Linked DNA regions of Homo sapiens: region 1 is linked to region 2. A link is an interaction called in ENCODE POLR2A ChIA-PET data of the cell type or tissue named here. Cell type or tissue: GM12878. All regions are shown on one strand. Each heading gives the region's core, and the rest is flanking DNA. Links, peaks and the distances in the headings are about the cores only.

Region 1 (15,430 bases), core at 3,939-11,938, 75 kb after region 2:
AATCTTTCCAACTGCCATCACCCACCAGAAAAAAAAGCTGATGATTGTCCACCAACTCAACCCTGTTCCTGTCCCCCGCTGGCTTTTCCTCATGCCGCCCTGCTGAACTGCCTCTGGCTGTCCTCATCCACCCACCACAGTGGCTCACACCCACAGGAAGGTCTCTTTGCTTGGTACTTTCCTTATTTCTACTTTTCCTTTGCCTGCTCCAGCAAACAGAAGACATTCTCTTCTCTGGATTCCTGCAATGCCTCTTGTCTAACCCTAGCCCAGTGCTTACCATAGGGTACCAGAAAATAGCTGTGATGAGTGTGTGTGAGATGGTTTACCCCTCTAAGGCTTTCAGGCTGCCTGATACTCTCTTCACATGATGATCCCCTCACTAGACTGTGGGATCTGGAAGGCAAAGGCTGTGTTTCATTGGTTTATTGTCAATCTATTCCCAGGGTCTGATGTAATGGATGCTCTGTAGTAGGCGGTGCAAAAACCACTTGTGCACCTGTTGACTATGGTCAGGCTAAGGTGACATTCTTGCTAAGCCCCTTGAATTTCCTTTGCATGGATATCTGCATGGCTGGCTCCCTTACCACTTTGGGGTTTGAAATGCTACCCACCAGAATGGGCTTTCTTGACCTCATAATCCAAGATAACATCCATCACTCTCTATTCCCTTATCCCGTTTTGCTTTCCTTATAGCATTATTATTATTATTATTATTATTATTATTATTATTATTGCCATCTGATTATTGCATTTCCTTGTTTACTTATCACCTATCTTGCCATCATTGGACATAAGTGTCACAGGAGTGGCCCCTGTTTGTTTTCTTCACTGTTAAATCTTTTATGCCTAGAACAGTGCCTGGCACATAGTAAGTGGGTCAAGTGTTTTTGGATGAATCATACAACCAATAGGTGTTTTATTCCATTACCCTTTCCCCTTTCCCAGACAGACCTCATGGTTTTTCTTTAAAAGAGAGAGAGAGAGAGAGAGAGAGAGAGAGAGAGAGAAACTAGACTAAAATCTTTCTCAAAAACACAAAAGTCTTAGAAATAGAAAAACAAGAAACAGTTAAAAATAAACAATTAAACCAAAACCTCCCCAACCTGCAGTGATTCATCAGACTACAGTCAACATGCATCCTTTGAAATCTTACTCAAGACACACGTGCTGCAAAAAGCAACAAGGAAGAAACGGCAGATTTCTCTGTTTTATTTTTATATACCAACTTGCTAGTTAACAGTGGGAGCAATCAATAAACTTTAATAGAATGCTATTACTTTAGGGTTGTAGTAAACTGAAGAATAAAGAATAATAGCTTTTCAACCTTTTATCAGTCCGGGGAGATAATTTAATATGCACAGAAAATGCATTATAATAATTTTTATAACTATGCAGTCCAGACCTCTCTAAAGATTTTCCAGGAACTAAGCAATGTGCAAAGAATCCAACCCGAATATATAGTACAAAAAATGTGGCTACAATAAGTGAGGGAAGCCCATGCTAATTCTATATTTTTTAAAGAAAACCCTGGATGTTTATACTAAAAATGCCACTGGGCTCTAAACTGGCATGAGACACTCATTGCTGTTTTGTTTTGTGTGTTGTGTTTTTTTAACCAGTCTTCCCTTAATGAAGTGGACTGATCATTCCCATTTGGAATCATTCAGACTGTAGACAAATATGCTAAAGCTTTAAGTATATAATTTTTAACCTCTTAGAAAGGTTGAATGATGTGTTATGAAACTATTACTGTGCACAGTTCAAATTCAATGCATCACAAAGGAGCTCCATTAATCCTAATTTAACACGCATCTGCTCACAATTTGGTAGAGGAAATAGGCCAAGAAGTGAAGAAACAGCCCGTGATCATGCACACAAAAAAAGCTTTTCGTCCATGTCCAGGGACCTGGGCAATTGCTTGACTCTCTTAGAACTCTGAACCTGCAGGAATATTGCAGGAACATCTTGTCTTTTGCCTCTTCCTACTGACCTTCCCTGGTCAATTCTCCACTCTGCTGAGTGATTGTTCCATGCTGCAAACCAAATCTACTTTATACCTGTGACCATCTGAGGTCCACAGCAGTAAGTCCAAGGTTAAGTGCCCCAGATAGCAGGCTGGGACTAGCGTGAGGAAAGCAAGCCACTCATCCTGGGTGCAAAATTGAAGACAATACTGAACAACTCGGTCATCAAGGTAAATAATATTTGAATGCTCTTTAAAAAATTCAAAGTTAATGCAAAAAAATCTGTCATGCACAAAAATCCATCGTGCACAAAAGATCAAAATTTTAAATAAATATGGGATCAGAAAAGCTCAGCTATATTGGAGCCCAAGGCAAAGGGAAAAACAAGTGAGACTGAGCCTGTCTTTGTTTAAAATTTTGATCTTTTGTTCACTGTGGATTTTTTGCATTAACTTTGATTTTTTTTAGTGCATTCAAACATTAATCTTGGTTACAGTGTTTTGATGCCCCCTCAAATTCTGCACCCAAGGCAAATGTCTCATCCGCCTCATCATAGTTCTAGACCTGCCAAATGGAATTAGAACCTTCTGCCTCTGCAGTCATATAGTCCTTTGTTCGTTTTGTCCTATGGCACCAGCCGAATTGGATTGCAGGTGCATGTCTCCACCCTTACCCTGGGAGGACAGGACTATTATCTCATTTGCTTGCATCTTCCCACAAGACATCCTCAACAAGTATGAATCATGTTGATTCAAACATGTAGAGTGCAGAGGAGGGATTCAAAGTTTTATCCCAGCCTCATCCCAGCCACTTCTTCTTCTGACCTACTTCCCACTCTCGTTCCCAGCCTCACTGGACTTTTCAGTGTTTCTTGATTTTTCCTAGTGGCAGACTCTTATGTTCTCTTTCTTCTGTTTTCTCACTTTGGAATTCCTTCCCCTTTCTCTCTTGCCATGTATGTGGGTGAAAGCCTGAGGGCTGGTGACAGGTGGCCTGGGGGAGCTCCCCGATTCACTCAGCTTCTGTGTGCCTCAGTTCCCTCACCTGTAAAACGGAGCAAGAACAGTGTCTATCTATGTGGTAGGACTTCTGAGAGTTAAATAAATGAATGTATGTAAAACCTTTAGCACAAAGCTGATGGGCGATAAGTTATAGGAACTAACCAGGTATGATGCAGTAGCTGGGACTAGAACTAGAGGCTGTTTCCACACCTTGGTCTGAAGGGCAAGAGAAGGGAGCACTTTCCCAGACCCAGACAGAGTGCTGTGTGGGGAAGACTGTAGCCGCATATCCAACCCACGGCGTTCTACGGAAGAAGTTCGTTCCCGTCCTTGCCCTGCTTTTGCTCTCACGTCTCTTGCTGTGCCCCCTTAACTAGATCTGGGACCAGGGGCAAGGGTCCTCACACAGGCAATCCGCAGAGGTTAGACTAAGGGGCTCAGTGCTGGGTAAAAAGGGCTGGCCCGTGGATTTGGGGTGGAGGAGGGCAAGAGGAAGAGAGGCAGTCCAGTCGCCTTGCCAGGGAGTCATCAAACATTGTTCCATTAGGTTGATGCAAAAGTAATTGCGAGTTTTGCCATTAAAAGTATTAATAAATGAGACAAAGTAAGTAAGGGGCAATGACTTCGTCTCCTGTATGGCGATCCCAAAAGAACCCGACTTCCTGTGGAGTAGAAACTTCTTTCCATCCCGCCAAGCACTCGCTGGGCCTCTCCACTGGGCAGAGAGGCTGGGGAAAATGTCTGTGGTGCCCTGATTGGTCTGGGGGGACCAATCAGGTCTTGTTTTTCTTGAGAGGAAACTTGTTCCCGGGGGCAGGTTTCCCCAAGCCCTGTCAGCTCTGATGATAAGAGGCTTGTGCGTGCTACTGAATTAGTCTGTGCCTGTCCAACCACCTTTAGCGCACATTAATCACACCCTTTTACTCAAAACAGTACAACTCTGATCTAAACCAATTAAGCCTGTGTTGTTTAGACAAAGAGATTAATATAGCTCCAAAAAGCATAACCTTTGGCCATAGAGGTGTCTTAAGATAATGAGTTTGATTCAGTAAGTTGGCTTTGGGGAAAGGTATATTTTAGAAGAAGATATCTATTTGTAGATTCTAAATCAGCAGGAAAAGAAATGCACCCAGACAAACAAGTCCTAGTTGTACATATGCAGGTATAAAGGAGGTTAAGGGAGTGCGATTTAGAGCTGATGGTTTGGAAATGCAGATCTTTTCTCCCTTGGAAAATCCAGCTGACTCTGACAAAGGAACAAAATACAAAATAAAATCAAGCAAAGGCAATTACAGCTATCGCACAAGTCTAAACTAGATGTTTTATGAAAAGTGTTGCTCAAGGTATAATCCTTTCTGCTCTTAGGGGAATCGAGGAGTGACTTCATGGAGGATATCTAGGAAGAGAGAAGCCACGGCAGTGTGGTGTAATGCAAGGAGCACTGGATAGGAGTACTTTCTGCTAGGTGGTGTTTTTGTTTAATGCTTGAGTGCTCCTATGGGCTACCCATTATGCTGGGTGCTGAGGATGGACTGATGAGTGGATTGTGGTCCCTGCTTTCAAGCAGCTGGCTGTCTCCTGGAGGACAGGAACTCATCAAAAAAATGTCACTGCCTTAGTGAGGCTATGGGCAAGCTGAGCACAGGTGCCTGGGAGCTGAAGGTCAAGACACTAAGTCCACCCCGGGGGACTTCAGCCAAAGCTTCTGAGAACGAGTCAGCTCTGAGCTGAGTCTTAAAAGATACAGAGAAGGTCTTGTGGCAGGAAGGTGTAGAAAGGAATTTTAGGCAGAAAGAGAGTGAGCAAAGGTATGAAACAGCAAGCTGTGAGAGAAATGTCTTAGCCACTCCTCTGAACTCCCAGAGCATAAACTTTGAGATTAGGAATGGTTGAGGACCATGGTCCCTAAATTAAGGTGCTTGGAGACTGTTGTTCAAACCATGAAAATAGGAAGGACTGTAAGCACAGGGCATGGTCAGCATTCTTTCTGAAATCACTGTGGTTACCACCAATTGACAGTGAAGGCCTGGTTACTTCACTTATCAAACTTCAGATTTCTCATCTGAAATGGTTGCGTTGGTTACCCGGGTCTGTGAAAGTCCTTTTCAGCCTATACTAATAATGTTTTTTTATTCTGTGTTTTTCATATTTTGCTATCTCGGATACTTACTGACTCTGGAGAGACTGCCCCTCCTAGGGTTAGTTAAGTCCTAGAGATAGCAAGTAAGTTACCCGTGGAGCAGGCTTTTCATGTGCAAACCAACCAATCGGAGCTCACACTCCCAACCACCTCCTTTATTCAGCGCTTACACTCCTGGTCACTGTTCTCCTGCCCTAATCATCTGGGTGGGTACTAAATAACTAAGGGTAGCCTCCATGCCCCACAGCCCACTTTATTCAAACAAGCCACTTCTAAACCTGTCTAGCCTACCCTGCCATTCTTCCAGAGAACACCACAGTAAAGATTCTTGCCTGTGTTCTCTCCCACCCCTCCTTCCGCCTCCTGACCAGCCCCTGGCTTCCTCTTGGGCCCCCCAACCATGGTGTGGTACCTCCCTTCCTCTTGCGGTCTGTGAGTATAGCAAGCTACCTTTCAACAACAATCATCTCCTGATCTGCTGACCGCGTATATAAATAAGAATAAAACCTGTATGTTCAAACACAGCAGTATTCCTGAATCACAAACGGGGCCCCAGGCTAGGCAAGTGGGGCTGAAATACACCCTTTGGCCAAAACCTGGACTGTGTGTGTCAGCCCAGGAGTGTGTGTTTTTTCAGTTTGCACAAAGGTGCCCTGCAGGCTCGCGTGGCCCCGGGGCAAGTTGTTTCACCTCTTTGAATCTCGGTGTTCTCATTTGCAAAATGGAGCATTGGTCTAAATGTGGAACGTGTTTTCCAGATTTTAGATTCTCTAACCTTCCTTGCTGTGGGACCTTAGACAAATCTGTTCTCCAAGTTCCCCATCTATCAAGCGGGTATAATTTTCCCTATTTCCATCCTTCCTTGTCCTGCAGACACTGAGTGGGAGAAGCTATCTGAAGCTGCTTTGTAAACTATAAAGTCCTGTACCAAGAGGGGTCTGCTATTAGTGGTATTGTTGGGTATGAGCCTGTCCCTGGCTGTAGGTGGGTGAGGCTTTCAGGGCAGTGGTATATGATTTAGCAAATTATCTCTTCAGTGTGCTACAGAGTCCGCCAGGAGTTTGCTCACTGCAGGATGAGGGAACAATAAGGCCTCGCTGTATTCAATAACAGTGGTTTAATTATCATGATTATCTCACATTTGTATAAAGTCTTTGCTTTCAGGATCTCAAAGTACTTTACAAACATTAAGCCTCTTGGTCCCCCCAGGGGAGATACTAAATTGATACATGAGCTTGCAGGTCTCTCCTCTTCCTGGCTCAAATGTGGTTTTCTCCCATCCAGGTGAGGATGAAACAGAATCTCACATCCACTGTGCAATGTTCAACATCAGATGTTTAGGGTGTATGTATAATGGGCCACGCTGAAAAATATTGAGAATGGGAATAGCCACCATTTATTGAGAGACAATTACATACAAGACCAGACCCCAGACCTGCATTAGATTGTGTCATGACAGTAATTACCCCCTCACTGTACAGATGAGGAAACTGCAGTTCAGAGAAGTTGAGTTGCATACCCAAGGTCACACAGCCAGGGAAACTAGACACATGTAGGCGCGACTTGGATACAGATCTGTAGGTCTCTCTGAGACCGAAATCACCACTCTGCACCATACTTAGCTGCCCTCCAGGGCACTGCTTGCTTTGAGTCAATGCCCTTTATTTTGCACTCGTGGAATGTGACTGTGTTTCTCTCACCTTGGCCTTGAGATTCAGCTGAATAGAGTAGGAGGAGGTGACCTTTTCAAGAGGCGGCAGTGAGCAACTCTGTGCTGACTCACCCAGGAGAGCCAGAGACACACCTCTGCCCAACCTCTGCTGCCGATGTTCCAGTTACTATCGGTGTGTACAAGTCATCCCTCACATTAGTCAGATTGCACTGCTATGACAAAACACTATGGACTGGTGGCTTATAAAAAACAGATATTTATTTCTCATAGTTGTGGAGGCTGGAAATTCAAGATCAAGGTGCCAGCATGGGCCAGTTCTAGTGAGGGCTCTCCTTTGGTGTGCGGACTGCCGTCTTCTCATTATAGTCTCACATGTGGGAAAGAGGGCTACAGAGCTCTCCAGGGTCCCTTTATTCAGGGCACTGATCTCATTCATGCGGCTCCATGCTCTTGACCTAATCATTTCCTAAAGGCCCCACTTTCAAATACCAACACCTTGGGGGTTGGAATTTCAATACATGAATTTTGAGGGGGACACTTTCAGCCCATTGGACCTTTAAACTTAGCAGTTTACAGCCACCATTTTATGATGTTCACACATTCTGTTGGTTAAGAATTTGGAAAAGGAGACCAGCTAGGCCAATCTCCCATGGCACAGGATCTCTGAGGCCTCAGCCAGGGAGACTCAAGCAGCAGTGGTGACTCAAAGGCCCAGGTCTGGAATCATCTGGTAGCATCTTCATTCACATCCCTGGTACCTGGGGTTGTTGATGAGATAACATACACACAGCCTCTTCATGTGGCCTGGGCTTCCTCACAGCGTGGCTGCCTAAGGATATTGAGGCTTCTCACATGGCCACTCTGGGCTCCAAGCATGACTGTTCTATAGTGAACAAAGTGGAAGCAATGTGTTTGCTATTATGTTTGTTTGTTCTTGAAGTCACACATGGTCACATCTGTTGTCTTCTATTAGCTACAGTGAATCACTCAGATCAGCCTAGACTATAAGGTTGGTGCAAAAGTAGTGGCAAAACCATAATTATTTTTGCACCAACCTAATAGACTATCTGGATGCCCACAAGACTGCACTCCCTTCAAATGCTGTGGGAGAAGAGTCCTCCCCAATGTCTTCCAGCTTCTGGTGGTTCCAGGCATTCCTTGGCTTGGACACATATTCATTTATTTATGTGTCTCACTGGATTATGAGTCCTGGAGAACAGGGAATATGTCTAATACATGTTTGAATTTCCAGAACCCAATTGTAGATCTAGCACCATAGAGGGTGGCCAGTAAAGATTTGAAGCATAAATGAGTCAATGAATGCATGGGTGAATGAATGTATAATGTGGGATGATCTCTCTTCATGGGCAGCCAAGTTGCTAATCATTTGGACTCCTTTCTACATGAGTGGAGTTTTCTTGTCCTTTGTTTTGGAGGAAATGAACCTTATTTGTGATTTGTATTTTGATAGCCTAATAAGGATTTTCTCAATTGCTGGAGGGCTGTAGGCGTTGATGAGCTCACAGGTGTCTTTTAGCACTAACATTATGTATTTTCTTTTTGCTATTTGACCCTGTGATCTGCTTCCAAGACTAATGGGTTGCTTTTTGGATTAACTGTATTAATCGATGTGCTGTAGAGATGTGATTGCTGTAAGCACCTTTCATCGGGAGGAAGGTGAATGAAGAACTCGGGCCTTTGGAAAATACATCCATGTGGCCTGTGTGCTGGGTCATGTAACATGTGTGTTTGCATAGATTGCATCTTCATAAACATCCCTTTTATGCCATCATGGTTTAAGTTAAAAAAGAATTTCATTGGCAAAGTGATTAGCTGCAGGGGGCAAAAATCATTCCAGTGAATACTGTTTTTCCCTTTGATACATCTCCAAATTGATGTTTCCATCTCATTGTTTTTGTATTTGTTTTTTAACTTTATCTAAAGATTTTTTTAAAATGAGAATTATTTAACAAAAGGCAAACTCTCACCACTTTCTTATGTAAAGCTGATGTGACAATGCAAGTGTCAACAAGAGGGCAAGATCCGTCTCAGGGAAATCTTGAAACCTCTAAGTGGAATTTGCATAAAATAGTTCTGGTATTATTATTCACTATTCTTTCCCTGACAGATATGTCAAGGCCTTGAAACCTAAAAGAACAATTATGCTATTGTATCTCTCAGAGGATTCAAGGGGTGTGTCTTTGGTGGAAAAAGTGCTATTAGAGCTTTGAAAGCCGTTAAAAGGCAACCCAAGGGACTCTTTAGCTAGTCATTTTATAAAGAATGCCTCTGCTTTAAGTGTCTTAAAGTACGTTTATTCAACTCTTACTTTCGGCTTAAAAAAACCCTGCTAATAATTAATGTCTGTACATTTTTTAAACGTTTGCATTAGCTATAAATAAAAACTTTAGATGGAGTCATCATTAAGTTTAACTATGATTCTTGTGTGATGGGACCTGTACCTTTGTCAAATGCCTTGCAACAAATTACCTGTAAGCTTTTTTTAAAAATTATTTTTTATTTAGCTAGCATAGTGGAAGCCATTGCCATAACCAATTATGGAGCAAATCAGGAACTAATCAGTAAATTCTTTCCCTGCATAAGCTGGCTTAACGTAACATGTCTGAACATTAAAAAAGAAACATTGATAAGGCATGTCTCGTTGCAGCTGGATGGGGTGCGGTAGGCAGTGATCCGACTTTAATTTCCTCTGAAACCTGCTGATTAGGTTATTCTCTGGTTCGGCTGGGTTTCCCTGGAAAAAGGCAATGCCAACTTTTGATGAGAACAGTTTTGAAATTCAAGAAAGACACAGAAAGGCACAAAATGCTTCTGTCACTTAAGGTGATAAAGCCAGTACCGAAAATGAATGAACCAGGGAAAACTTCAGTCAAAATGCTGCAAAGACGGTGCGGTCAGGGAAATTTTGATTCCAATGACCAAGAACTAATAATATTCACTGGCATGGATGAGTGCTCTGTGTTTTTAACAAGCGGTAAAGTGGTGTTCATTTTGTATACTTTAAACAATCCCAAGATGTTATTCATTTATTTTCATGGGTGTGTTCTTTCACTTCATAGTTTTTGGGAGTGAGAGGTGCCCTTGAATCCATCTACTTGGACCTACTGTTTTATGGATAAGAAAAGGAAGATTCAAGATGGGTAAACTGAGTCCAGTTATCCAGTGATGAAGGACGGAAGAGACCTGTGTAGGCTGTGAATACCCCCAATATCCATGCCTCCTCTTCCATAGTTACAGAATTCTGGCTGACGCAAGGGTAACCTTAATACTGTGCATTTTCCCACAGTCCTGTGTAGCTATGCAAAGCCATGTGCTATGGGTCCAGCCTGATAAAAGTGAAAGTGGCCTGTAAAATTCCTGGAAAACACTCCGATTTTCTCTTCCACTAGCACAGGACCAGCCACCTTGGAAATGGAGGCATATACAGAGTATAGCAACATAGAAGGAGACTGACTCCATAGGGCACCATCCCAATCCTGGCCTGCCTGCCTCCACGTAGGTGAGAGAAAAAAAGCTCTGATTGCTTAGGTCACTGTAATTTTGGGTCTAGTTCCTCGCATCCATACTTTACCTTAAACAAATGTAGTAACTACTGAAAGTGCTCCAGGCCGGGTGCAGTGGCTCATGTCTGTAATCCCAGCACTTTGGGAGGCTAAGGCGGGCAGATTACTTGAGGTCAGGAGTTTGAGGTCAGCCTGGCCAGCATGGTGAAACCCCATCTGTACTAAAAATACAAAAAAAAAAAAAAAAAATTAGCCGGGCATAGTGGCGCATGCCTGTAGTCCTAGCTACCTGGGAGGCTGAGGTAGAAGAATAGCTTGAACTTGGGAGGCGGAAGTTGCAGTGAGCAGAGATTGTGCCACTGCGCTCCAGCCTGGGCGACAGAGCAAGACTCCACCTCAAAAAAAAAAAAAAAAAAAAAAGTGCTCCTTTGGCTCCAAGAAGTGTGTTGAATGGGTTACTTCTGTCAACCTTTTCCAAGCATGGTGGCAACACAGCTAGAATCTAGTGGTCTTAAGCACCCTACTGGATGCTGTTCCCCCAATGGACAATGGTGTCATTTACTTAGGAATCTCAAGCACCCAGCAGAATCTGATACTCAGAAAGTGCTCAATCAAATTTTATAAGAGTTCAATGAATGAATAACACTATATGTAAGGATTCTAGATTGTCTCTCTGCTATACCACATGGTACCCTGGTTGTACTCGGTGGAGAAGTACAAGTTTAAGCTCGAAATTTTGTCCTGATCCCTGTCTCAATGTATTGTTTGATGACAAAATGATTCACTAAAGCCTTGTGGATTTGTCTCTTGCTTGTTCTTTTTTCTTTTTCCTTTCTGGTATTGTTGCATTTCAATATGATATAAACAGAGCATAAATCTTGGCTCTTGCCAACTGCTGTTTGGTTGGAATTGCCTGTATTGTCTTGACATTTGTTGAAGTCTTTAAATTAACAGAGGAAAGAATTGATTTTAAAAATGGCATTTGCATTAAGAGTTATAAATGGGCAATTTGGGAAGCATGAAGACAGATATGGAAAGTTATGCACAAATACTACAATTAGCATAGCAGTGGGGTCTTGACTCCATGAAATATACAGTCTTGTACATTCCTCGGGGACATATGTTATGTAGAGTATATGTGTGGCATCATTTGTATATCCAAGACTCATAGGTGAGCCAGAGGGTCACTTCCAACCTGGACAAGCTACAAAATCTCAGATTATTGGTGGATTTCAGGCCTGTTTTCCCCCCTGATGTCTTGAGTTTTCAAATACCTTTGTAATGGTTTTGGACAGACCTTATTTTTATATGGGATTAATGGCTGGCTCTTTTCAGGATCCCAGCTCAAGAAAATCTCACCGTACCCACAGGGTGAAAAGCACTGCCAGGATCCCAGAATCATTAGATCTAGAACCTGGACTATCTATCTTCAATTGCTTGGCACCTCCATTTTCTCAACTCCCTTAGCTGTTGACCTCTGTTTGTCTCTTAAAGTCACCGATGGCTTGATTCATCTCCTGGCTCAAGAGTTTCCTTGATCCTGACAACTCATGTCTTCGCTCAATTATTCATTTAACTATTGTCTACCCTCTACTCACAGGTATGGTGCAGAGTGGGAGAGAGGGAGATGAATAAGACCTAATCCCTTCCCTTAGGAGAGCTCATAGACTAGTAAGGATGCAGACAAAGAAAGAGGTGATTCCAATAAGATGGAGTGAGGCTGGCCAAGGGGAGCAAAGGAAGGCTTGGAGACCTCGTAGGAGTTAACCAGGGAAAGAGGAGATGGCCAGGGTGAAGGAAAGAGAAAGGCAAGAGATTCTGAGTAGGGCACTTTAGAAAAAGTTTTAAGACGGCATCAGAACATGCTGCAAAGTCAGAAAGGAAACTTTAGAAGGACTACAAATATGTAGTCCTTGGGTTGTATAGACTTGGGTTTCCAAATATTTAGAAAGCTGTGTCTGTTTTTAATTATTATTATTATTAGTAGTAGTGTTAGCAGTAGTAATAGTAGCATATATCCAGTATAAGAAACTCATAAGGCCTGCCGCGGTGGCTCACGTCTGTAATCCCAGCACTTTGGGAGGCTGAGGCAGGCAGATCACCTGAGGTTGGGAGTTCGAGACCAGCCTGACCAATGTGGAGAAACCCAGTCTCTACTAAAAATACAAAATTAGCCAGGCATGGTGAAGCATGCCTGTAATCCAAGCTACTTGGGAGGCTGAGGCAGGAGAATTGCTTGAACCTGGGAGGCAGAGGTTTCAGTGAGCTGAGATCGCGGCATTGCACTCCAGCCTGGGCAACAAAAGCGAAACTCTGTTTCAAAGAAAAGAAAAAAAAAAAGAAACTCATATTTTCAGAGCAGAGTCCTGATGGCTGTTCTAAGCAGACACAATATTGATCTCTGGCTATAGGTTTAACATCTGTAGGTGGATGAAGGGTGGCAAGTTCAATGATATACCCACAGGTAAACTAGTTTGTTGCTTCCTTTTTCGATCATACAATTCTAGAAACATATTCCTATTTCAAAGACATCAACAAGTTAGGATACAAATCACATGGCAATGCAAGGGCTTACTTTTCTTGATTCTTGCTACCCACAAATACTACAATATGAGAAATTCCAGTACATCTTTACCATCACGAGCATTAAAAATAATAACAATAAACACAATGAACACTTCTGTAGCTTTCCCCGCTTGCCAAGCACCATTTCAGGGATTTTATTACTCACTTAGCTTCTCTACAGCTCTGTAAGATTTAAAGCATTGTTATCCCCATTTTTCAAGGTGAGGAAACTAAGGTGGAGGCATTAAGGTCTCTTCACTGAGTTCACTCAGTAAGTGAGGGAACCAGGATTTGAACTCAGGGCTCCTGAGTCCAGAGCAAAAGCTACAATTCCCTCAGTGCTGCTGCAGAAAGATGCTCTAATCTTTTGCCTTATCCCCATTTTACAGGCTAGGACACTAAGCCCAGCAATAGTAGATAATAATCAACCTCTGGTCATGCATTTGGCAGTGCTGTAGCTAGAATGGTCCTTTTGTTCTCTCCAAAATCTAGGCTTTTTGAAATGCAAAATTCTGCATTAATATTGCAAATTACCTGGGCAGCTTTTATTTTGGGGAATGGGAGTATGTCAACAGGTGGTTGACATTTTTCACCTGAAAAATCTGGGGATTTGTCATTGTGTGGGTGTCGTCCGCCCTCTGCCATCCCTTTTCACTCTCTGACTCATCTCCAAGTCTCTCTTTCTATTCCTAGCCTCTTTCTTCTCCCCAGTTCCCCTTCACCACACGACTGTGAAGATGTCAGCCATCAGATTTGCTTCCCTTCCTGTTTTCCAATGTCTCCTTGACCCCGGAAAGCTCCCCGAAGCTCAGCCTCAGCTCACCTTCTCCTGTGACTGTCCCGCCCACTCCTGTGCCAGCAGGAGCCTGCAGAGCCCCACTCAAGCTGTCCAAGTTAAACTTTAAGCAGCACCAGTCAGACGATGAATCGTGGCATGATGGGAAACTTAAGTTATCAAAAGAACTTTTAAGTAGTCTGCAGTGCAAGCTGAAGTTGAACTTGTTGGGTGAATAAAAAGTAGCAAGGTAGACAGTACATGGGCAATGTATTGAGTCAAAGCGTTCAAAAGATAGGAGAAACCTTTAAAAAAGATTTTAGGAGTAAGATTTAGCAACCTGGGGATATGGGATAAAAAAGCAACTGCACAATTGTTGGGTAGAGATAACCCTCACTGAGTCCAGACACCTTGCTTCTAGGATAATTTCTCCTCCTACCTAATTAGGTAACCTTTGCTGATATTTCTAAATTGTATTATTTTCAGTTTCACTGACCTTAAGAAAACCCTCCTTATAAGAATATTTTAATGCACATTTTGCAGTTTTTCTTCTACTCTAAAATCTATAGATACTCAAAGTTGAAAATTTAAAATCAATTGAAAAGTAGAAAGAAGAAAGAGACCCCTCTGTAAAGACTCACCACGCATTTAATATTTTAGGCCCACCATGCATGTTGTATTTTCGTCTAATCTTCTACATGGAGTAATCTGTTGTTTGAGCTGCTTAATGCACATGAAGACATGCAATATATATAACATGCATTTGGTCCAAGGTATTGCAAACTCTTCCTACATGCAGTTTTAAGACCTCAAAGCGGTTTACCTGCAAGCTGTGACTTTTATGCTATTTCTTTTCTGTCCACTTATTCCAATAGAACTGCTTCTGCACAGCTTTCCAATTCAGGAGGAAACAGTAGCACGTCCAGAAGGTAGTTGGGGGAGCCAGTGAAGGGACAGTTCGCCATGTAAGAGATGGCAACACAGCCAGCGACTAGCAACTGTGGCGCTGCTACACCACTGGGCCCGAAGGGGTGGCAGAGCAGGCAGTAGCCAGAGTTCAAAGAAAGCTAAAACCACAGGAGGGGAGAGGGCAGTCCTGCAGGAGGAAGCCCAACGCTGCAGTCTGCGCCCGTGGAGTCCTCATGAGGACAATTTTGACTGCCTTTGTCCTGATCCCTCTCTCCACTGTGGCTCAAAACCAGCTCAAGGATTCATTAGCTATTTGGAAAGTTTATCGAAACAAAATCAAACAAAAATCAGGTTCAAAAGTGAGTACAGAGAACAGCCGTAATTCTATCTCTCCAGAGTTCTTGTCTTCCCTCCTGTTTCCTTCAAACAAGCCACTGCATTGCTCTCCCATTTTCCTTTGTAAAAATGGTATGTGGAAGAGGGTTATTGCAGCAGCGTTTAAATATGAAAACAGTTGCTGCAGACAAGGCCCTCCAGATATGCAACCTGGCGTTTCTTCAAGAGCAGATTCTACATGGAGAGGTGCAGCAGAAGCAATGATGCTCAGGACATGGCACTGGACCACTTGCCCCACGTCTGTGGGATCCTGAGTAGGAACCAGCATTTTAACAAGTTCTTCCATCTCTGAAGCTTCTCCAGCACAGCTAATCTGAAAGCCACTGAGCCAGAGGTCAAGAGAGGAGAGATCCTCTGAGACATACAAGGCAACCTCACTTGACCCCAGCAGGGTGACCAGGCATCCTGGTTCACCTAGAAAGGAGTTCCGAGATGTGGGACTTTCAGTGTTAAAACCAGGAAGGTTCCAGGCAAACCAGGA
Region 2 (15,430 bases), core at 3,645-11,644:
CCCTGTCATGGATGTACACAAGTCAGACCAGCCCCCGTGAGGCTGCCGGCGCGGTGACAATTAGAAAAAAATTGTATTTGATTAAAATAAGTAATATATCATACAATGCAATTTCTTCCCCCTAAGAGAGAGGAAGACTGGCCCAGGTTCCACCTGCCAAAAGTAGACCAGTGTCCCACCAAATTTCAGAAATGAGGAGGTTCTGCTGGAACTGACATTTTTGTCTTTTTTTGTTATTATTATTTTCTTAGCTGATATTGAGCTTTTTTAAGAGGAGGGATGGAGTCTCTTCATTCTCTCCCTTAATCTTCACATTCAAGCAGTCTACATACAAAGCCTGTCTCTTCTATCTCCTAAATATCCTCTAAGTTCTCCCTTCTCTCTCCATCCCCATTGCCTGAGCCTCATCTTTTCTTCTAGAATATTCCACAGCCTCCTTCTCCTGGTTTTCCTGTCGCCAAGGAGCCTTCTTCACTCCGATCCTCCTCTCTAAGGATCTGGGAGCCCCTTCTCCAGACAGCGCCAGAACCTTCTCATACCACTGAATTATTCTCTGGGCCCTAACACCTAGCACCTTGCCAGCCACATAGGAAGCCCTCAGGAAACGTGTTCGTGCGAGTAAGTGACAGACCCAATGCAAAATGCATCACCAACATAGACTGAGGCGTTTCTCCTTTGCCGGGTACCATGATAACGAAGAGTTTGTGCCCCTTTATACTAAAACTGAATTGTAAAATCAAAACATGTTCTTTGCTTACATAAACTGTGTTTTAGTGGCAGTGAAAGAAGGAGCAAAATCAGTTTTCTAAAGGGTTGTTTGGTACCTGTGCTGTTTAGCCATTTGGTGGGAGCAGCACAAAGATGTGGTGAAGCCTGTTGACCTCCTTCCACCAGAAGGAGGCAGCCTGGCCTGGTGGAAAGAACTCTGGGCTTAAATTCAGAGGCTCCGGGGTGAGTCTCTGCAGACCTCAACTTCCCTGAGCCTCAATATATTTTTTCCATGAAATGGGGATAATAACACTAAACTCTCAAGGTTGTCAAGAGTCTGAAAACAGATCACAAGTGCTTTATTATGACCGAGTTGGCTTCATTTCATCAAATGAGCTCATGGGCTTTGCAGACTGTGAAGCATTATGCAGGAATTATTAAATTCCTCTGTGTCCTGGAAATCCAATAGGACTTGCTTATCCCATGTTCTTAATGTAAGGGAAGGAAACAAGGAGAGAAAACCTAATTAACTTTGACTGAGTACCTCTCCTGCCTTTCGTTCTCATTTTTCTCACTACTTGGTGTAGGTCTCCTGATCTCCTTTTACATGTGTGCAAACTAAGGCTCAGAGAGGTTGAGCAAGTCACTCAGGGCCACCCAGTCGGTCAGTGGGGCTGGGATGTGGGTCCTAGGCTGCCTGATAGCAAAACCAGCACTCTCTGCGATGTGAAGCTGCTGAGGGAGCCTCGGTGGGATGTCATCCTGTCCCTGTCCTTTGGGTGAGGGGCTGAGATGTCACTGCCTGTCCTCAGAGATGGAAAGAAAGCATCCCTGGGAACCATTTCTAAGCAGAGCGCCAGTGAGAAGCATGGCCCCTATTCTATGCTGTCTTTGTCTCCTTTCCTGCCTCTGTGGGATCCTCCAGGTCTCCCACCTTAGTCTCTTGACTTCTCCCCAGACCCTCTTCTCACCACTCGCTTCCTCTTTATTTCTCTCTCCATCTCTCTCCCTTGATTTCTAATTTCCAAGCCCGCGAGCTATTACAGAAAGCATAATGACGGTTACACTTGTCTATAGCAATATTGCTGTCTAGCTTATTGCTTTGTAAAGTACTTCGGGAGCCTTGAAAATGAAAGGTGTTATGTAAAATGAAAATCGATTCTAATTCTAAATAAACATCATTGCTTCAAGTTTCCCTTGGATAGCATTGTTTCTTGCTCAGGAAAGACAATGGCTCAGAATTTCCTCCTAATGTTTAAAAGATGTATTTGGGCATGCCAGTGTCTTGGGGCTTGTCACGACAGGGCAAGGTCTGAATCATATCTCAATATATCCTTACAATTGTATTTAATTGCACCTGGTAAAATGTGTCTTTGTTCATTATTTATGAAGGGAAATTATTTTTGTCCATAGGAAAGATTGATACCACTTTTAGCTTATGTTCAGGTGATTAGCGATTAAGTACAATTTATTTCCCTGATATATGTCTCTATCAGCAACGACCATTCAGAAATGGGGAAAGAAACATTCTCTCAGCAGAAAAACAATCTCCACTTTAGGAAGCTGTTTCCTCCTCCTTCGCTGGTAGAGCAATTTACAAGGACATGCGAGCCACAAAAATGGAAGTTTGAATCATTTCTGTGCAGAAAGCTCATCATCCCAAATCAGAAATGTCATAAAAGTTAAAATGCCATAAGAGTGTGTTCCCCAAGAAAGAAATAATTTTCTTTTCATTGAGAACACACTGGAGGACATAATATACTTCTTGAAATTCAAATTTTCATAGCAAATGCGATTTATCCCTCCCTTGCATGGTTCATCTTTCTTTAAGAAAAAGCAACTGAATATTATCCCTATTTTATATTTTTCCGCAAAATTATCTTCCAAGTGCTTGTTTCCTTAAAAACATGCATACGGGATGGGGAAAAGGAACAATTTCATCCTTGGGAAAGTACATAGGAAACTTCCAGCACTGGGAAGTACCAACGAGTTGGCTTGAATTTGCTGTGATAACTCAATCATAAGTCCATTTGCATCCACAGAAAGACCCAGGATGCCTGTGGGACTCATGGCCTCAATTCATTTTTTTTCCCTCTTTCAATTTTATGTCTGGTTAAGTAATCTGAAGTGTCTGCCAGTAGTTCAGGCCCTGCAAATGCTCTGAATATAAAAAGCTGAATAAAGGTGTCAGTGTTTGAATATGAATGTATTGCTAATACCTGTGCCCCTCTATCAAATAGGCTTTCTCATATACAGACCCAAAATATTATTATTTTTTCCTCCTTAAAAAGCTCTCCTTGTCCAATCAGTCATGTTTGAGCCTGTTAACTGGGTGACAAAATTGCTGGAGATTGATAGACTGTCATTGGATGTGTGGAAGGAACTTACAGTGGTGTAGACATGGCCCTGGATTTGGAGTGAAAGGCAGGGGGAGTAGCACGTTGGGGACAGGCGCTATTAGCACACAAAGCCAGCAGAGGCCACGTAGAGCTCTTACAGCAAGTCAAAGCCTCCCTGAGCCTCAATTTTCTTATCTTTAAAATGAGAGAGGTGACTCTCCCTGGAAGGGCTGAGTGGGAATACAGAAAATATATAGAAAGAAGAGCCTATGGTATGCAGGATTGACAACATTGATGACAGCATATGATATGGGCAGAGTCTGAGCCCAGCAGTATTTCCTGGAACTTCCCAACAGACCCTCAGGGCACATGTGTGATACCTAGTTGTCCTCCACGTGTTGACTCCCTCCTGTGTCAGAGCTTTTACCCCTGTTGTTCCCCTGAACTGGCATTTCTCCCAAGTGGCAGAGGCCACTCTTTGATTCTCCTTTCTTAGTAACAGGCTGTCAATTTTTACCTGGGCACATTGCCCTCCAGAGTACAAAGCAACATGTTACAGCCTTTCTTGCAATATATATGGCCAATGATATTTGAGGAGACACATAGAAAAGCCATGTAAAGGCCACTGGCTCAAGCTCAGAGGGAATGAGCTCCCCTGATTCTCTTCTCTGTGGGCCTGGAACTCTTCTATGATGGCTGGAGTTCCAGCATCCATGTGGACCATAAGGTGACATTATATGAAGATGGCAGTAGAAACAGCTAGTAGCCAATGATCTAGTGGTTGGCTTACAGCTGGATTTCTCATATATGAAAGAATGTACTTTTGCATGTTTAAGTCACTATGGCAAGGAATTTGTTTCTGGTAGCTGAACACAATCTTTTCTGTTTGTTTTTGTTTGTTTGTTTTGTTTTGTTTTGTTTTTGAGACGGAGTTTCACTCTGTCACCAGGCTGGAGTGCAGTGGTGTGATCTCAGCTCACTGCAACCTCCATCTCCCAGGTTCAAGTGATTCTCCTGCCTCAGCCTCCTGAGTAGCTGGGACTACAGGCGCGCACCACCATGCCCAGGTAATTTTTGTGTTTTTAGTAGAGACAAGTTTTCACCATGTTGGCCAGGATACTCTCTATCTTTTGATCTTGTGATCTGCCCGCCTCAGTCTCCCAAAGGGCTGGGATTACAGGCATAAGCCACCAGGCCTGGCTGCTGAACACAATCTTAAGTAGTATTTCTTCCATATCCAAGTTATTTAAAGCCTGTTTCAAGTCCTTTCTTTTTCATGAAGTCCTCCCAGGTGACTCTAGAACCACTGTGATCTACATCTCCGAATTCTCACAATACTGGAATACGGTCTATGACTTTATTCTTCTCTCATTGCCTAGGTTTCTTATTCCTGGGCTCCCAGTGAAATATCAAGATCTTCAGGGACAGAGGCCCTGTCTTAAAACTCATTTTATCACCCATAGTATTTAAGAATGTTGAGAACCAAACAATTTCTCTATGATGAAAGAAAATGTATTGAGAACTTGAAATATGCCTATATGTTACCTCATACTATCCCACTGCCCCCAATATCTAGTTGAGAAAACTGAGGCTTAGAGACTTACGACATGGCCAAAGCCACATAGCTTCTAAGTGGCAAAGTAGGATTCTATTCCAGGCTTACTGAAGTCCAAGCACCACACCATCGCCTGTATACACATGGAGTGACTTAAAAGAAAATCACACTTGTTTCTATTTTGTTCCTGGTTATGATTTTTACAAGTTTATTGCAGAAATTTTAGAAAAATACATAATAATATGAAGAAAACAAATTAAAATCATCTTATGATATTCCACCATCTAAACATCACTGTTAACATATTACTTTTTTTCCTCCAGTATATGTAACCTGTGAATCAGATAGTAAATATTCCTTCCCAAGTAGTTACTGTTGCAATCATATTTTATATAATAATAGCTAGCAGTTATAAATTACTATCTGTCAGATACTATTCTATATGCTTTATGAAAATTACTTCACACAGTTCTTACAATAACTCTAGGAGATAGATTCTATTATCTCCCCTACTTTCAGATGAGAAAACTTAGGTGAAGAGAGGGAGAATAATTTGCTCGAGTTCACAATAGCAAATAAATAACAGAGTCAAGAAACACATGCCACAAGCAGGGACTGGGCTCTGGAATCCACACTTCTGAGGACTAAACTATACAAATTCTTCAGTACTACATGTTGCATCTCCTTTTTTTAAACATAAATCTTAAGATCGGCTTCACAGTCTACCATAAATATGTGCCATACTTTTCCTGGCCATTCCTTCTGGTTGGACATAGAGGGTGTTTCCATTGTGTCACTATTATTAAAAATGATCACCTTTGTACATAGGTATCATTGTCTGAATGTCAAATTATTTCCTTGGGAAAGATCTTAAGGAATAAAATTATGAAGTAAACAGTCTGCATATTGTTTATCATTATCCCAACATTGAAATATCTGGAAGCATAGAATCACAAAACACAATTTGAAAGAGATCTTCCAGGTCATCTAGTTTCACCCGCTCATTACAAGTGTGGAAGCTAAGGTTCAGGGTGAGCAAGGGACTTGCCCAAAGTCACACATGAATTCTGACACCGAAGTACTTTCCTTCCTACTTGACATTCTTTCCAAGACTGTACCTTTTGTTCCTATAATAGCTGACTTTGCAATCAACCCTATGTCTCTTTCTATAAAAGGACCTTCTTTCATAAAACAAATAGTGATAGAGTGTCGATCACATTGCTGTCACTGTGCTAGGCACAAATTCACATGTGAATTCTCATCTTCTACTTCCTAGGGCAGTAGGGAGAGCTAAGATGTCAAAATGTCAAGAGTAGACATTGAGGCCTTTCCCCCTTGCCTTGGCCCTGGTTGTGACCACTGCAACACCATTCTTTCTACTACTTGGGCTTGACTGCCATCTCCATGACCTCTTCCTCTGATACGCTCCTCTGCCCAGTCTTCTCACCCCAGATCCCAACATCAGGACTTCTCTCTTATTACTGTTAATGTAAACTTTACTTCCTTTTTATTGTATTAAAGCAATGCAAGTTCATTGTGAAAACAGAAATACTTACCACTTACCGGATGCTAACTGAAGGGCTGGAAGCCATGAAATCCTAGAGAAAGAAAGAGGACTAAAACAAAGCCCCTTCCCTCAAGGAGCTCCAATCAATGAGGAAGCCAAAAATAAAGACATTTACAGTGTAATGTCACAAATGCTATTAGAGGTCTGCACAGGATCCTAAGAAAATAGAGAACAGGGACACTGAACACAGACAGGGGGAGTCAGAAAGTCTTCTTTCTTCCATTTCTAATATTTTTTCATTTATAAATGTATCAATATATCTACTCTTCCATCCAATAATAGTTTATTGAACATTTATTGGGTACTAGGTATTATCCTGGAAATACAGTTGCAGAACTTGGGCTGAAGCCCACGTTTTCTGTCACCAGGTCCCATGGTATTTGTTCTTGCTGTTGTACGGTGCTGTTATAATCCTTTAAAACAAAACAAGGAAACTGAATGGGTTTTGGTATTGCATCCACCCAGGTGGAGTAAAGTCAGTAACTCAGCATGATGAAAGCACACACCAGGCTCATTAATCAAATACTCTGGTTAATAGAGAGTTCTCATATATGCCATGCATGAATTACCAGTTTTCAAAGAATTATAATACAACAAAATATACTGGAACCATACAGCTCATAATTGAATCTGCTTTCGATGTGACAGAAGTCACCTGAAGGGCTGTGTTTAAGAGCCATCAACTTTGGAATGTCATACGTGCATAAGGCAAGCCAGTGCAAAATTAACAGCTCTTGGCTCTTACTAACCTGCTGTTTTTGAAAATAGAAAACTCAAACCCACTAAAAAACAAGAATAGGTATACCTTAACCAAATCTGCCATATAAAAAGGGAGGGAAAAATATACCTCACAATTGCAAGCACAAATATATCTTAACATTATTTTCAAATAACCAAAGCCCTTATGTGTGTATTTAGGGGCATGCTTAGAAAATGTATGTTCCATGGTGGAGGTTACTGAAGGACATTTGACAATCCAGAAGGTTTTTTTTTTTTTAGAGAAAGTCTTTGTTTTTTAGGTTTTATTGCAAGTTGCCTTTAATTGTAGTTGGGTTTAATAGACATGCTGGTTAGGGGGTTCTGGTATTGTCTAAACTCTTGAAGACCTGGGGATGCTGGGATGTCTGAGAAGCACACAGGCTGGTGTGGATGGATGCTCTGAGTCAGCAGTGCCCAGTTTATGTTTCATGAGCAAAAAGCTTCCCAGGCTGGGTGAATTTGGATACCACATCACAGAGTTCCCCTTTGGGGGACTCCAGTGCATGTTAGTCTAGTAAAGCCTCTGATAAGTCCTGTAGCAGAGAATCCCATTTTACTTCCCTTAGCTCAGAGTTTCTCAAGAATTCTGTTTTATCACCTTGGGGAGTAAGTATTCTGACAAATATGTTTTGGGTTGCTGGCCCAAACCCATCTGTTGTGAGGATATCTGGCTTGCTGTCTTCCAGCTGAGGGGGTTCAGAAACTGTCAACCATTCTTTCTTTCGTTATTCAGCATGCATGCTCTGAACACCTGGTCTGCATCTTGGAGAGTTCAGATGATTCTTTACGTGGAAGCCTAAGGCCTGGAACAGCTATAGTGTGGGTTCTGATGCCGTAGATAGAACTACTTTAATAAGTTATAAGTAATGTTTAATAATTGTATATTTGAAACAACAGCAAATGAAATCCTGGCCCTTAATGTAGATTGCATGCTTTATTCTGGGAAATAAACCTAGCCTTTCCTTTCTGGTATTAGATGAGTCATCTGTTCATACAAAAGAGCTTGAAATTGTTTTGAATCTAGAATGTAACCATGGCTCATTCTCTGAGGTTTAGAGAAGTCAACAGAGTTCAGTACTGATTTTTTATTTTGCAAAATGAATGAGCTTCCAACGCTTCTTAATTGTGACTTGCTGAGTCTCTCACGACTTTCTGGAGGAACTGCTCCCTTCCTCATACCCACGTGAGATAAAAGCTTGTTTTTCTCATCTAGTGAATCATTTGAGATGAGAAAGTGAAGACATTCATGAGGACAGGTGTCAGCAGCACTTGGAAGAGAAGCTGATGCCACTTGCAAACCCACTAGAGAGAAAGCGCTGGAAGAACAGGCCCTGCCTGCCTTCTTCATGCTTCATCCTCGGCACCTGGGACAGTGCCGGGTGCTGTAAACTTTCAATGAGCATTTATTAAATTAGTGAGTGAATGAATGAACAAACAAACAAATTAATGAAACAGTGATTCTTCAAAAAGCTCTGACTATGGGAGTGTGTAGTAAGAAAGGCAGAGATAGCAGTTTCTGGATTAGGTGTTGCCACAATAAAGCTGCATAGCAAGCCACCCCATAACTCAGTGGGTGACACTCACCAAGCATTTATTTGTTTTATTCCTTGGTTTGTAGATCAGCTGGCATGCGGAGAGGGATCTTGTTACCTTGTTATCAGGCTTTGGGTTGACTGGGCCTGGCTTTGAGCTTCAGGTGTGTCCAGAACTGTCACATGTCTGTCATTCTCCTTGGACCAGTGGCCAAGGGCATGTTCTCCTGGCCCTTGGCATGAGTTCAAATGCCAAACTAACTCACATCCTAGAGGCCTCTATGTAAGGTATGTCTTCTAACATTCCATTAGCCAAAGCAAATCACATGACCAAGCCCCAAATCATTGGGTTGGAGAAGCGTCGTGGTGGGGGCCGGGGGAAGAAGAGAGGATATCAACAGAGCAATAATGCTACCACAAATGCATGTTTTTCAACATGTATTTCTCTAAAGTTGGTAGAGAACGATCTCAAAACAGGTTTCAAGCTTTCTGGTGGTCAAAGGGAAGGAGGAAACATGTTCAGGTATTGAATTCCCAGTGACCTCACACACATAAGCTGGGACTGCCATGTATTCAGAAGGTTCTAGAGAAATAAGCACTCAGCCATCATTTTGTCTCATCATTGGCAGCATTTTCTGAGGACCCAGTGTGCATGCCTTTGGGCTGGATGCTAGCGGCATGTCGACCCTTCCATTCCCCTGACCCCTCACAGCACCCCCTGCAATTGCCTTAAGCAGTGAAGCTGTGACACTGTCCACGAGAGCTGTCTCACAGATCCATAAGGAGCATTGTTGAGTCCATAGCTTCTGCCCCACTGGAAAGCTCTTTTATTCAGGTCCAAGCTAGAACTCCATCTTCCTGCCAAGTCAGACATATCAGCAGTCTCTGCAGAGTGGCAGAGGCTCTGGGGCTTTCTCAGAGACCAGGAGCAAAGAGCCCTGTTTCCCTGATGGCAGCATCTTCAGGATTAGTAGAAAAGTGGAAAGGGGGACCAAGAGATTCAGGGCTAGAGAAATACCATGTGCACACTGAGCAGCAGAAGTCTGAACTTAAAGCAACTGTGGTCAGAATGACTGAGAATTACTTAAAAGTATGGCTCTATACCCCTGTGCAAAATAACGCACACAGGGTGCACTTGAGTGAGGTTGCATGCATAAAGAGTTGGGTTCATTACCTGGCACAGGGGTAAAGTCTTAATCAAAGGTTTCTTTATAAAACCAAAATTGCCGAGAGAAAGGTGCTCCCAGGCCCAGCAGAGAAAGGGTTTCATTAATAGCATTTGGGTAGAGTGGTGAGCAAAGACTAGAACCTAGGGAGCGAGGGATTGTAATTGTTGAATAGGGAGTTCTGCTGGAGGCTTTCGGGTCATTTTTCTGAGGATGTTTCACTGATTCCCTCTGCCTCTTTCATGAAAGCTTGGCCGAGATCATCCTTTAAAGATGAGAAGAGGAGCAAGACTCAGTGGACCCACTGTCTCCTGGGGTCAGGATGTGGGTGCCTGGAATGGGCGTAGCAGCAAGCCTTAGCAAAATGACTGTCCTTGATCACGGGCTGCTCTGGGCAACTCCCCAGGTTCTTCATAACCTGTTACCTAATTTGTGAATTACGTTTCAATGTGTTTGTCTCCACACTAAGGCCAGGACTGCATTTCATTTGTTTTTGTACCACCACATCCAGCATGGTCCCTGGTGCTGCCCAGGTATTCATGACTTTTTATCAAATATGGAATGAAAAATCCAGCAGGGAAAGAGTCACATCTTTTTTTTTTTTTTGAGACGGAGTCTCACTCTGTCACCAAGCTGGAGTGCAGTGGCATGATCTCGGCTCACTGCAAGCTCCACCTCCTGGGTTCATGCCATTCTCCTGCCTCAGCCTCCCGAGTAGCTGGGACTACTGGCGCCTGCCACCACGACCGGCTAATTTGTTGTATTTTTAGTACAGACGGGGTTTCACTGTGTTAGCCAGGATGGTCTCAATCTCGTGATCTCGTGATCCACCCTCCTCGGCCTCCCACAGTGCTGGGATTACAGGCGTGAGCCACCGCGCCCGGCCAAAGAGTCACATCTTGCCTTCCTGCACAGGTTTATCTCCCTTTAATTTATCTCCCACATTCTAGCCAGGATGACTAGGAAGTTAGGCCACCTTTAAAGAGCTTGTGCATTAGTCATGAGACTTTGGACAGATCACACAACTTTTTTAGACCTTAGTTTCTTCATCAGTAAAATATGGAGGCCAGGGACTGCTGTAATCAGTAAACGTAATGAAGCGTGCACAGTGCCTGGCACGTGACAAGAACTCAACACACCAGCACTCCTCGTGCCTTTAAAGCAACATACTAGTCTTGCACTGCCTCTCTTGAAACCCTTTCTGTTTATCTGCTGGAAATGGCTTCTTCTCCAATAATATATCTTCTCAGAAACCTTCCTTGATACTATCTCCCCTACATTTCAGCTTACTAGACCCTCTCTCTCTTGCTTCCACAGACCAGTGAAAGACGTTGCTGGTTGTCTATCTAATATCCATTTTTTGTTCACCTTTTATTGAAAACTGAGTTCTTCAGACCCTCTTGCAGCTAAGGGTGATCATGTGACAAGAGTTCTTGTCGGTGCAGACAGAGTTTCTGGCAGGGTGTCCCTCCTTTGACCTTTTTCATTCCCCTTTCTTTCTTCCTGGAATGCAGGTGGAAGATCTGTAGGTGAGGCAGCCTTCTTGCAACCAAGAGGCAAAATGCATGAGAACGGAAACTCACACATGAAGAATGACCTAGTAGAGGGTAGAAAGACAGCTGGATTCTTTAGGGTAGTACCAAGTCACTGTCCTATGCCTGGGTGGCCTGTTGGCAGACTTCATTTTTTAATAATTTTCAGCTGATTGTATTCTTGACTGATATGAATGTTCATTTATATCTGTATAGTCACCGTTAATCTCAGACTGCCAATATCTATTCATGTTTCAGTTACCCCAACTAGGTTGTGAGGGGCTGACAGGCACAAAACTTGCCTTATTCATCTTTGTCTTTGGCACAGAATGATGTTAAATAAATGCTGTTTGTCAAGAGAATTGGATTCCTGGACATCAAGGTTCATGGTAATGTACCCATCCTCTCCCCTCCTCTCCCCTCCCCTGCCCTCCCCTCCCGTCCTGTGCCCTCCCCTCCCCTCCCCTCTCATGTATCTCTCTGTCTCTCTTCCTATTTTCTTAGAAATTTACTCTTTGTCTATTTAGATGAAATGTTCTGAAAGAGGGAATATAACAAGTAAGTAAATAAATTGTCTTGGTTTGATAAAACACAGGAAAAGAGGGAGTTTTCTGATGTGTTGGTTGCATGACAAGCTTTATAAATGGTTTTGGATTTCCTGTAACTACCTCTATGGCACCCTGATTTGGCCTTTATTGGAGTAAGGTATTCTCTCTATTCTTGTGGCCTCATTGCAGATCTTTCTACTCAGTGGGAACCAGATATAAAAACCAATGCATTTAAAATGTGAGATATAGAAAGGAAACAGAGAACAGTTTCCGAGCTGGCTTCCATTGCCTTATAAATATAGCATAGTTACTTGAATTCCATAAGAATTAAACTCTGATCTTTTAAAATGCATGCAAATTCTTGCAGAATATATATGAAAAAGTCACTATAACTGTAGAGGCACTTCGACTCCCTTGATAAATGGGACTTCCAGACCACACTTTATTGAGTCTCTGATTTTTAATAATTTGAATCCTGCAAGATTTAATTCTGCATAATTCTGGCTGAAATCAGCTTTTGATTGAGTTGTAATGGCTCTGTTATTGTAAATATCTCTGCATGCTAATGTTGTGCTGGAATTCAATAATATTTAGATGAAATTTTTTGCCTTGAGCATTATGGAAGCAAGATTTAGAAATCGGGAAGTTTATGTCAAAGCGACATCTATTTTGGGTAACCTGCAAAATTTTTAAATGCAATAAATGGTCATCTCAAGACAAGATTTAAATAATTATGAATCCTAAATGTATACGTGTGGATCAATTATAATATGCGTTGAATTAAATATATGTATATTATTCATACATTTTATGAATAAAATATATAAAAATACTTTAAATATGCATCTTTATTTAACCTTGCAATACTTCCTGAAATAGTTGCCAGTGACTCCGTGGAGGAAGTGGAAGTGAGACTGAGGTCCTCCTAGCCTGAGAGGTAGTGTGGGGCTGTGGAGGTGGTGTGGGCTATAAGCCTTGGCACCACCATTGTCACTACCTGTGAATCAACTTCCTGTTTTTTGAGAAATTCACTGACATTCTGAGACTCAGCTTTACCTGCTGTAAAATCAAACAAATATGTTTATTTCCTAATCAAATATCTCTCCTTCAGAGCAAGGGCATCTTGAAGAATGAGCCATTTCTTTGGCATCCCATTGTCTCATCACCCCACATAGTGCCCAGCATGTATCCACACTCAATGAGTACTTGTTTAACTAAATTGAAGGTTCGAAGGTGAAAATGCTACTTATTCAGTTTTCACAGCAACTTGTAAAATAGCAACTATGATTGTACCCACTTTACAGAAGGTGATATAGAAGAACAAATAAGTTGGCAAAGTTTACACCAGCTAGGAAGTGGAAGAAATAGGATTTGAACTCAGGCAGCCAGACATCAAGATCTAACCCTTGCAATGTGTGAAAGGTTAATAAAAGAAAAACTTCAGCCAAATTAAATTTAAAGGAGTTTAGTTAGGCAATGAATGATTCGCAAATCAGTCAGCCCCCAGAATCTCAGCAGATTCAGAGACTCCAGCACAGCCACGTGGTGGAAGAAGATTTATAGACAAAATAATAATAATAATAATAATAATAATAATAATAATAATAATAATAAAGGGAAATGAAGTACAGAAATCCAACGTGAGGTACAGAATGGCTGGGTTGGTTACAGCTCAGTATTTGCCTTATTTGAACAGTCTGAACACTCAGCAGTGTATGAATGGTTGAAGTATGACCGCTGAGAATGGCCAAGACTTAGCTATTGTTACAGGTGCATACTCCAAAGTTAGGTTTTCAATCTTGTCTACCTATTAAGCTATGCTGCAGTTGGTCCACAAGGACTCAAATGTAGAAGTATGGAGTCCTTCTCGGGCCATATTTAGTTCACTTTAACAGGATGGACATAAATTCTTTGTCAGTTCTTCTTTCAAGAGGTAGACTCTAATTCTGCTCTTTCAGCCTGGACTGGAAGTGCCTTGAGGAAACTGGGTGAGAGCTTCCTGGGTGATGAGGAAAGTGTTACTGGAGGCTGGAGGAAAGAGCCCCCAAGTTAAGTACTGGCAGACAAATGAGCAAAACTATTATTGGTGGAAACGTGGATAATGGGAAGGACACTGAAAGATGCTGTGCATCTGGCTAAAGGCCTCTCCAGGCAGAAAGCTAAAAGCACCAACTGGCTTCTACTAGTGGCCTAGGATAAGGCACAAGAAGAGAGGGATGAACTAAAGAAAAATTGTTCCATTTTTGAGCAGAATTAGAGGAAATATCAAGAGCTAGGGCAGTCTTTCTAGTCAGCAAAAAGTCCTCAATGTAAGAGCTCAGGGCAAAGGCCAAATCCAGGGGCCTTTCAGTAACATATGGCTTCAAGGAAAAGATATTAAAGATATAGCTCTAAGACAGACCAATCCTTCCCCCACCTTTTCTTCTTTTTTGAAAAGTCAGCACAATTTAAGAATGTACTTGGTAAGATTTCTAAATGTATAGCCTAGTAGACTCTCTCAGCTGGACAAAAAGGCTTCTATGAAGGTAGAGTCCCTCTTAGTGTCTCTCTTTGAAAGAAAGGTGAATATGATTTTAATCTAATGGTGCAAACCTGATATGCTTTGGATGTTTTTCCCCTCCAAATCTCATGGTGAAATGTGATCCCCAGTCTTGGAGGTGGGATCAAGTAAGAGGTGTTTGGGTCACGGGAGCAGATCTTTCATAAATGGCTTGGTGTCCTCCCCACAGCAATGAGTTCACATGAGATCTGCTTGTTTAAAAAAGTCTGGGGCTTCTTTTCTCTTTCTTCCTCCCTTGCCACGCCTGCTCCCATTCCCTTCTACCATGCCTAAAAGCTTCCTGAGGCCTCGCCAGAAGCCAAGCCGATGCTGTTGCCATGCTTGTACAGCCTACAGAACTGTGAGCCAAATTAATCTCTTTTCCTTATAAATTACCCAACCTTGAGAATTCCTTTATAGCAAAGGCAAAGCAGACTAACACAAAACCCCAATGAGATTCATAGAAAACCCACCAAGTTTTATGATAATTGTATTGGTAGAAGCACTGCCAGTGTGGGCAAACAGCAACAGAGACACCATAAAATGAAAAGCAGTCTTAGGATACCTCATCTTCTACTCACACAGGGCAGAAGCAAGCTAATAAGGCTACTTGATTGCAAATTGGAACCATTTCCTATGGAAAATAAAGAATGATCCAGAAGGGAGAGCCAAGAGCTGTGAAGAATTATTTAAAAGGAGCATTATTAGACCCTACTCAAGGAACTGGCAACATGTGCCAGGCTGGGTTTTGGAATTGCTGCAGACCAGGAACTTCAAGGCACTCCTGCTTTCTCCCTGTTAGAGCAAGCATACCATTTGCAATTGTTCTATTTTTGTCTCAGCACAATAGATTAGATGTGTGGAGGGCAGATAGCTTTTCCCTTTAGTCCACAGATCATCAGATTGAAAAGAACTATGTTTGGGGAACTGCACCCAAGCAGCCTCATGAGCACCTGTCCTTAATACAGACAATAAAATGTTAGGCTCTAAGGCATTGCAAAATTGTGATGAGACTTCAGGGGTCTTGGGAAGGGGAGAATGTATTTTTGTGTGTGTGAGGTATGTAAACAATTTGTCACCAGATCGTAAACTGAGATGGACTAAAGATGGGTGTAAATTATTTGACAATTCTTCCATCCAGAAGAGGGATCTATTTTTCCCTTGCCTTAGATCTGGGATGGACTG

What was found. Peaks named below come from ENCODE experiments on the same cell type or tissue, not always from the same donor. Only the 100,000 strongest peaks of a DNase experiment are listed, where the experiment ranks them.
Region 1: POLR2A ChIA-PET joins it to region 2 with 16 read pairs; 2 of 35 experiments call an interaction of 5 or more read pairs at or near these places.

Annotation. Positions count from the first base shown.
Region 1 is chr14:97,373,904-97,389,333 of GRCh38, forward strand. No RefSeq gene overlaps it. Among named protein-coding and RNA genes, the nearest start is that of LINC02325, 77 kb to the right of the region's middle. RefSeq lists enhancers at 4,903-5,532, 5,365-5,424, 5,515-5,564, 13,525-13,664. In GM12878, for the core only: no CTCF peak of the experiment used is centred there; a DNase peak (open chromatin) is centred at 8,907; H3K27ac peaks cover 2,646 bases.
Region 2 is chr14:97,298,967-97,314,396 of GRCh38, forward strand. No RefSeq gene overlaps it. Among named protein-coding and RNA genes, the nearest start is that of LINC02304, 150 kb to the left of the region's middle. RefSeq lists an enhancer at 7,538-7,607. In GM12878, for the core only: no CTCF peak of the experiment used is centred there; DNase peaks (open chromatin) are centred at 7,495 and 8,085; H3K27ac peaks cover 4,050 bases.